Regions from separate parts of the Mus musculus genome. Here region 2 is linked to region 1. A link is a contact called in ENCODE Hi-C or POLR2A ChIA-PET data. All regions are on one chromosome and are shown on one strand. The core of a region is the stretch at or near the end of the contact, and the rest is flanking DNA. Distances in the headings are between cores, read along the strand shown.

The links. A loop is a pair of places that touch in the nucleus more often than their neighbours do. ChIA-PET counts read pairs that join two places held with the same protein, here RNA polymerase II (POLR2A).
Region 2: POLR2A ChIA-PET joins it to region 1 with 27 read pairs in Patski. The contact joins the enhancer-like site here to the promoter of Ltbp3 in region 1. A Hi-C loop is called at or near these places in 10 of 37 maps with a recorded cell type or tissue (T-helper 17 cell, gastrocnemius, heart and 2 more). POLR2A ChIA-PET finds 5 or more read pairs at or near these places in 4 of 5 experiments (Patski and embryonic stem cell).

What each region holds. Positions count from the first base shown.
Region 1 is chr19:5,739,210-5,743,344 of GRCm38, reverse strand. It overlaps Ltbp3 (latent transforming growth factor beta binding protein 3), which reads right to left and starts at 2,445. Exons shown (of 28, transcript NM_008520.3): 1 at 2,360-2,445; 2 at 783-2,010. The coding sequence starts at 1,104.
Region 2 is chr19:5,784,432-5,788,566 of GRCm38, reverse strand. No RefSeq gene overlaps it. Among named protein-coding and RNA genes, the nearest start is that of Scyl1, 15 kb to the right of the region's middle. Within about 2 kb of position 1,962, at least 2 of the 3 ENCODE cell types and tissues checked have a DNase peak (open chromatin) inside an H3K27ac peak, as active enhancers do; they include gastrocnemius and heart, where a contact is called at or near this core.

The DNA.
Region 1 (4,135 bases), core at 1,196-3,695:
GGAGGGTAATTACCACTGGGACACCTCCCCCCAGCCTAGCCCACAGGGCCCCAGGGGAGGAGTCTTGAGCACCAGGCCTTCTCTTTAGAGAGAGGCTAAAGGAAGAGGTGGGCTCTAGGTTGACCAGGAGGCCCTCAGACTTGGAGTGGAGGCAGCTCTGAGGGTCTTTCAGATGAGTTATATAGGAACGGATGAGTTATATAGGAACGGATGAGTTATATAGGTAACAGACTAGCTGTTTGAGGACCCCAAATGACACCTCTCTCTCCCCCCATCAGGTCAGTGCCATTATTTAGTACCCTACTTCTTAGGCCTCAAAGCCTTTTCCCCTCAGATTTTGCCAAGAGCTAAGTCCCTCATTCCAGTCCTGATCCTAGCTCCGCCTTCCTGAGAACACAGGTGTCTCCTTCCACCAGGCCAAACTTGAGACAGTTGAAAGATTTCTGTTTGGGGGGTGAAATATTTACCCCCTTCTGCGTGAATTCCTACCCTTGCTCTCATCTCTCCAACCCCTTGTACGCTCCCTCTTCAAACTGAGCACCTCCCAGGAGTTCTGTGTCATCCGAGACCCGAGCTTAAGCCTCAACCCTTATCCAATACTTAAAAGCCCAGCACCTCACTCTGTCTTCCATGGACCGCAGCCTCTCAGAGCCCTGGCCCCAGATCCGCGATCGATGTATCCCAGCTCCCCATCTCTTATCCCCAATGCTCCACTCTGTTTCCTGCCTGGTGCTGTTGCCTGCCCTTCCTTATGTCCCCAGCCAGAGCCCCCTGGCCCTCACCCACGCGGAAGCCAGAACCGGTGAGCGTGTCGGTGCTGTGGCCGTTCTCTCCGATGAGCGTCATGTTGGAGCCCTGCTGACAGCTGTCCCGACACTGGCCCTTCAGACAGGTCCGCTTGCAGATCACTGGCGCAAAGACCACCTTGAAGCGTTCGCGGGCCAGCGCCCCGCCCCCGCCTGTGCCCCGCTCGCCGGCCGGCCCACCCTCGGCCCCGCCGCCGGGGCCCAGCAGCGCCAGCAGGAGTAGTGCCAGCAGCCCCAATGCCCCGGCCTGGCGCATCGCAGGGGCCAGGCCGTGGGCAGCCCCTCGGGGCCCGGGCATCCGGGGCCGCACGACCCTCGGAGATTGGAGGTCGAGCCCGAGCAGGGGATCGAGTGTTGGTAGCAGAGGGCAGAGCGGGGCGAGAAGCCAAGGGTAGGGAGGGGACAGCAGGAGCGGCCGGGATCCCCGTTGCGAGGGAGAGCGATGGAAGCTGCACTGAGGGTAGAGCGAAGAAACTTCCCTGGCCGGGAGAAACCCAGCCAGGCCCCGAACTGAGGCCGCAGCGAGGAGGCCGGAGCAAGTGGAGGCGGAGAGGAGGAGCGAGGGGAGAGGAAGGCCGGGCGGCCAGCCCGCTCCGCGCCTCCCCCTGGCCGGGCTCCTCTCCCGCGGCCGCCGGGAAGCAGGGAGCGCGCGGGGAGGACGCAGGGAGAAGTGAGCAGTTGTTTTCCCTGGCTGGAGCGCGCCGGCGGCGAGGGGGGCTGGGACGCTGGCCCGGGGCCAGGGAGACAATTTTTTTTTCTCCTCTCTCTTTTTCCTTCTGGTTCAAGCGTCTTTCGCTGCTGCCCGGAGAAGCGACGATGTGCGGCAGGGAGGGCGCCGGTTGGAGTGGGGGCAGCCCCCTAGGTGCCCGCCCCGCGCAGGAACCGACCTGGGTTCTTTCCAGAAGAATCCTCACCTGGGGACTCCGCCAGATTCCTCCGGGCGGGGTGCAGAGGCCTGTGCACACCTCCCCCGCCCAACTACTTTTCCACCTGGTCAAAATGGGGAAACCGAGGCAGATGGTCCTTGCTTGGAGGATCAGAGGTCTGTTAACTTTTGCCCATTGGCCTTTGTACATGTAGGGGTTCTCGAAGCCCTGAAGTCATGGGTCCTTATTCCTGGTCCTGTCTTCTCTCGAAGGAAAGGATTTAAGCAGGAGAGAGCACCTTCTGGCCAGGGTTTACTGGCCGGGGAGAACCCTGTGGCCTCAAGAAGAAGAGCAGAAAGAACAAAGCTAGAAACCTGGCTTCCCTGCCAATGTTCCCCCCCCCCCCCCCGCTCCTTAGAGGGCTTCCTGGTGCCCACCCTGCCACCTCCCCCCTTCCCCTCGTCTGGCCTGGCTGGCGGCGCTGGCTCTGGGCCTCAGACACTCTGGAATCGCCAAGGTCTGAGCTCAGGGCCTGGCCCCCTTCCCAGGCTAACAGCCGGAGAAGGGAGTGCTACTTGAGTGCTCAGGGGGCTGGGGAGAAGCCCAGCAGGGCCCTGGGGCAGGGGTTGACAGGGGGGTGGGGAAGGGTCTTGAATTTGCTCAAGGCTGTAGAAGAGCTAGACTTACTCACTGGTCTGAAAGGGGAGGCTGTGGTGTCCCGGATCTGGACAATACTGTGAGAACGTGCTAGGAAGCCCCAGGATCCAGTGTCTGACTCAAAAGAACTTAGTAGGGCTAAGGGTGACCAGGGTCAGAACCATGCCAAGTCTGGTTCATGCCAGGCCCTCTCCAGGGGAATCAGGGGGTGGTAATCTGATGGGAAGAGGGGGTTGGGCTCGGCTTTAGGCACACCTTTCCAAAGAGCTAATGGTGGTTTTTTTTGTTTTTTGGTTTTTTTTTTTTTTTTACTTTAAGGCTGAGTTTATTTGGGTAGCTTCGGAGGGACTGAGGGAGGCCATTTGATGAGTTCTGCTTGAATTGCTCAGTAGCTCAGGCGCTGCTCAGTACAGCCTACTGCTGCAATGCTGGCAGGGGGTGACCTCTGTGTCCCAAGAGGATTCCTTGCTGCTAGAATCTAGGAGGACTTGGGAGGGGGGACCCCTCCCCCTGCTCTAGTAACACTGTTGCAACAGTAACACTGAATACTTTCCACCTGGCAGGAGTGGTGCTGAGCGCTCTTACATTCATTTTTTCCTTTGAACTGGTGTAAACCTGACCCTCCCCTGTGCAGAGTAGGCAGAGGCTCACCTTGGAACAAGGCGCTGTCAAACAGTCCAGGCTTGGAATCTCGTGCTCTCCAAGCCTTGGAATTCTTGCCCATGGAATGAGATCTAGTCACCCAACTGTGAAACAAAAGGAGTGGTGGGCTGTGGGGGTCTGGGACAGCTTCCTTCAAACACGCTTTTCCATAGTGAAGGGAAGTAATGAGGGGAGCCTTGGGGCATGCTGGGAAGCCGAGAAAGGTGAAAAGGACTGCAATGAGTCTTGCAGAGTCAAGAGTGAGAAAACAAACAAACAAACAAACTTCCAAACCAAAAAAAAAAAAAAAACCGCTGTCCTTTCCAAGTCAGAGGAAAAGCCAGGCGAGCAACACGGTGGGAAGGGCAGAGGGCAGTGCAGCTGTGGTCTGAGTGGGTATGTAAGTCACTGTGAGGAATTTGGATCAGCGGGCACTGTATCAGGGCCGATGAGGATCTGCCCACCGCACACCTCTTGGAAGGATGTGGCTGTTTGATTTGGGACTGTGGAAAGTCGCGCCATTGTGAAGTAAATGATACAGAGAAGCAGGTGATGTGGTCTCAGGGTTTGGCTTCATCCCCTGGCAGGTGAGAGAAAAAGACAGGAGAGGGACACTATGGAGGTCCCTTTCAAGTCTTCTGAGCAGAGACACCTGAGCCCATGACAGACTGGAACATAGGCTCATTCCTGAGCACACAGGGAATGTTACTCTGTGGGAAAGGTGACTCAGTAGTTCACGAGAAGGGCCCACAGAAACAGGCAAGCTGCCATTCTTGTGCACCAGGGAGGAGAGATAGTTATCCCAGAGACCCAGTAGGGGCGTCAGAGTGACATGAAAGGAACTTGATGTGGAAAAGCCAAAAGGAACATTCTAGAAGGAGTATATGACCAGCAGCATGTGTTGCTGTGAGTGGGAGTGGAGACAACCCTTGTCTTGGGCTGCTGCAGGGACTCAGGGTCAGGAAGGAGCAATGAGTCCAGCTTAGATCGTCTGGCAGTGACTGTCCACAGATGTGATCTTTGGTAGACTCCTTAGGCTCTCAGGGCCTCAGCAAGGAGTGGCTGGTACCCTTCAGGCTGGTGAGTTAAGCAGGGTGGAGAGACTGTCTAGGAAAGACACCCCCTCCTGCTGTACTCACAGACTAATATCGGAGGGAAGACCTT
Region 2 (4,135 bases), core at 713-3,212, 46 kb before region 1:
GCATGACCACCTTTTTTTTGGTTTTTTGAGACAGGGTTTCTCTGTATAGCCCTGGCTGTCCTGAAACTCACTTTGCAGTCCAGGCTGGACTCGAACTCAGAAACCCGCCTGCCTCTGCCTCCCGAGTGCTGGGATTAAAGGCGTGTGCCACCACGCCCGGCCTTATTATTACGTTTGAGACAGCCCCAGCTTGCCCCAGACTCCCCATCCTCTTGTTTCCTCTTCCTCAGACCTGGGATTATAGGCTGGCTTGTGCCACCATGCTTTGTTTGAGGGTGACACTGCACATGTTAGTCTCACACTGCCAACTGACCTACATCCCAGGCTGCTGTGTGCGTGTGCATGTGTGGCCAGAGAGCGACTTTGTTATACCCCAGGAACAACTGTTAGCTTCTTTTCTGAGCTAGGCCTGGATTGAGCTGGCTGGAAGGGAGCTCCGAGGATCTGCTTGTCTCTGCCTCCCGGGCACTGAGACTGCGTGTGAGGTCTGGGTATGTAACTCGGGTCCTTGAGCTTACAAGGCAAGCCCTTTATCAACCGAGCTCCCCAAACCCAGCAAGCTTTTTCCTATTTCTTTTTTAAGGTTTGGTATCCATATATTGCTCAGACTGGTCTGAAGTTCTTGGGCTAAAGGGAACCTTGGGCCTCAGCTTCCTGAGTATCTGGGATTGCAGCAGGTGTCACTGTGCCTGGCTTAGAAGGAATGTGTTTGTTTGTTTGTTGGTTTGCAGAGGTGAGGCCGGTAGAACTCACTCACCACATAGCTGAGCATATTGGTTAGGTTTTTGTTTTTTGCCAGTTTGACACAAGCTAGAGTCATCTGGGAGGAGGGAACTTCAATTGAGAAGATATCTCCATCAGATTGGCTTCTAGGCCACTCTATGAGGGCAGTTGTTTGATGGGCAGATTGTCTGCACTGCAAAAACCACAAGCTGAGCAAGCCATTGAGAGCAAGCCGGTGAGCATCCTCCATCTTCTCTGCCTCAGCTGCTACCTCCAGCTTCCTGCCTGGGCTTCCCTCCATGATGGACTGTGACACACAAGTATAAATAACTCTTTCCTCCCTACACTGCTTTTAGTCTGGGTCTTTATCACAGTACTAGGAACTGGAACGCCAAGGCTAGCTAGAAGCCATGGTCCTGCTGCTTTGAGCTCTCGGATTACAAACATGCCCTGCCAGGCCTCATTTGGCAGGGGGTGGGAACTACAGAAATAGCTCAGTGGTTAACAGCGAGCTCTTTTGCTCGCAGCAGAGGATCTAGGTTCATACCCAGCACCCAGGAGTCAGCTCACAAGAATCTGTAACTGGCTATCTGATGCCCTCTTCTGGCCTTCTCAGGTACTGCTTGTGCGTGGTGCACAGACACACAAGGAGGCAATACACTCATACACGTAAAATAAAAATGAATAAATCCGGCTGGAGAGATGGCTCAGTGGTTAAGAGCACGGGCTGCTCTTCCAGAGGTCCTGAGTTCAATTCCCAGCAACCACACGGTGGCTCACAACCATCTGATGCCCTCTTCTGGTGTGGCTGAAGGCAGCTACAGTGCACTCATATAAATGTTTAAAGAAGAAACTGAATAAGTCAAGCACGACAGTGGTGAAGCTGACAGCCGAGGGTCAAAAAATGCCTGCGAGCCAAGGCTGACCAGAGCACAGAAGAGCCACAGATCCCCCGAGTGGAAGCAGAGAAGGCCAAGAACCCCATAAAAGCTGTGGGGTTGGCCTGTGCTATCAGCTTCCCACTTGGTGTCTTTCTTCATCCTTAGCAAGCAGGAAGTAACAAGGACTGTTTGCATCAGAGGAAGGGAAGCCCAGCAGAGCACGGGGGCGTCCAAAGCCGGTGAGTAAGAGAGTTGAGGGTTCAGGGCCTTCTCCCAACCAGCTCAGTTCCCTGAAGCTGGGTCTGGAGTACAGGCCTGAGGAGCCCGGCAGCCTTGGGGAGGCTGAAAGTCACTACCACTGAGGTCCACTAGAGGGCGCGTGATGCCCAAGTTGTCACTACCTGACTCTTCTACTCTGAACAACCAAAGGCAAATAAGTTACTAAGTACGTGTGTGTGTGTGTGTGTGTGTGTGTTATGAACCAAGCATAAATAATTTTGTTATTGTTTTATTTTTTTTGCCCAGGCTGACCTCAAACTCAGCATCACTCATCTTTGCCTCTGGAGTGCTGGGATTAAAGGCCTGCACCACCAAGATTGCTAAAAACAAATCTCTTTTTAAAAAGATTTGGGCTGGTGAGATGGCTTAGCGGTTAAGAGCGCCGACTGCTCTTCCGAAGGTCCTGAGTTCAAATCCCAGCAACCACATGGTGGCTCACAACCATCCGTAACGAAATCTGATGCCCTCTTCTGGAGTGTCTGAAGACAGCTACAGTGTAATTACATGTAATAAATAAATATTAAAAAAAAAAAAGATTTATGTGGCCGGTTGGTGGTGGCGCACGCCTTTAATCCCAGCACTGGGGAGGCAGAGGCAGGCAGATTTCTGAGTTTGAGGTTAGCCTGGTCTACAGGGTGAGTTCCAGGACAGCCAGGGCTATACAGAGAAACCCTGTCTCAGGAAACCAAAAATATTTATGTGTTTTATGTATATGAGCCAGATCCCATGATGAATGCTTGTGGTTGCTGGGGCTTGAACTCAGGACTCTGGAAGAGCAACTAATTCTTTTATCCACGGACCTGTTTCTTCAGCCCCCCAACCCCCAAATGGATCCTTAAAAAAGAAAAAAAAAAAAGGGTGAAAAGAATGGTTTTGGACTTAGGAAACAGGTTGCAAAAATAGTTTGGCACATTATATGCCTTTTTTTAAACCAAGAAACACACAGGATAAATTTGCTGCTACATACGCTGTTTTGACATTGTTTTCAAGCAAGAACACATTGCTTATTAAACACAACACAATCTGGAACAAATGGAATTGTGGGGCACATTGGGCTGAGCCAGAACTCAGCTGTGCAGGGCAGTCCTGCCAGGAGAGAGGTGGGGAGGGGGGAGGGAGGCGGGGTCAGGAGAGAGGTGGGGGGAAAGGAGGTGGGTTGGGAAAAGTTAATATCATGATGCAGGAAGCAGGTCGTTGGAGGGCTGCTTTGGAAATTGGAAGTGTCAATGATTGGCTGCGGTGCTGTTACTGAGGGTAAAGATGGGGCCATCACTGAAGATGTTCAGGTAAGTGACGGCAAGGGGGTGGAGAGTCAGTGAAGTCGGGCTGGTGACTGGGTCCCGGAACACATACTTAAGTCCTGCTTGGAGCGTGGGAAGAAGTGTTGGTGAACTAGAGATGGGCAAAGCTATGTGGTTTAGAGGGATCTAGAGATACGCAGTGGAAAGAGCTGGGTTGGGGATTGGATGGGGAAGAGCTTGTAGGGTCTGAGATGGCCTCAAGGTGTCCTGCCTTGGCCTGAAGCCAGCTCAAAAGCCCTCTGCTGACAGCCTCCCTCTTACCACAGACCACTGCCAGTGCCCAGTGGGTAGAGCGCCCAGTCAGTTCCCTGACACCCTTTTCTGCACAATGAGCATACTCTAGCCCCCCATTACCCACCTTTGTTCTCTGCACCCCCTTTTGGCTCTTCCGAACCTTCAGTCTTCTCACCAAGAAAGAAAGCCCACTAGCAGCTGACACACTCTCAGAAAAGGGGTTGGAAAGGAGAGGAGAGGCACACTGGATCCCACTCTCTCTCCTGAGCCACCAGGGCAAGCCTGGTGTCCATGACTGTTCCTGGGGACTCTATCCACCCCAGACAGACAGGACAATGACTGAAGGAATGATTCCACCCAAGCTGGAGAGTTTTGTTGTTGTTATGGTCTGGTGTTTTTTGTCTTTGTTTTTTTTGTTTGTTTTGTTTTGTTTTGTTTTGTTGTTTTGTTTTGTTTTGTTTTTCTAGACAGGGTTTCTCTATATAGCCCTGGCTGTCCTGGAACTCACTTTGTAGACCAGGCTGGCCTCAAACTCAGAGATCTGCCTGTCTCCCCACCACCAACCGGCACAGGTTTTTGTTTTGTTCTTGTTTTTCTTTATTTTTCCTTTTCCCGAGAGAAATAACTTGAAGTTGGATGAGTAGGGAGATGGGTGGGGGGGGTATCTATGAGGACTCGAGGAGAAAGAATATGATTAAATAGAGTGTATGAAAAATT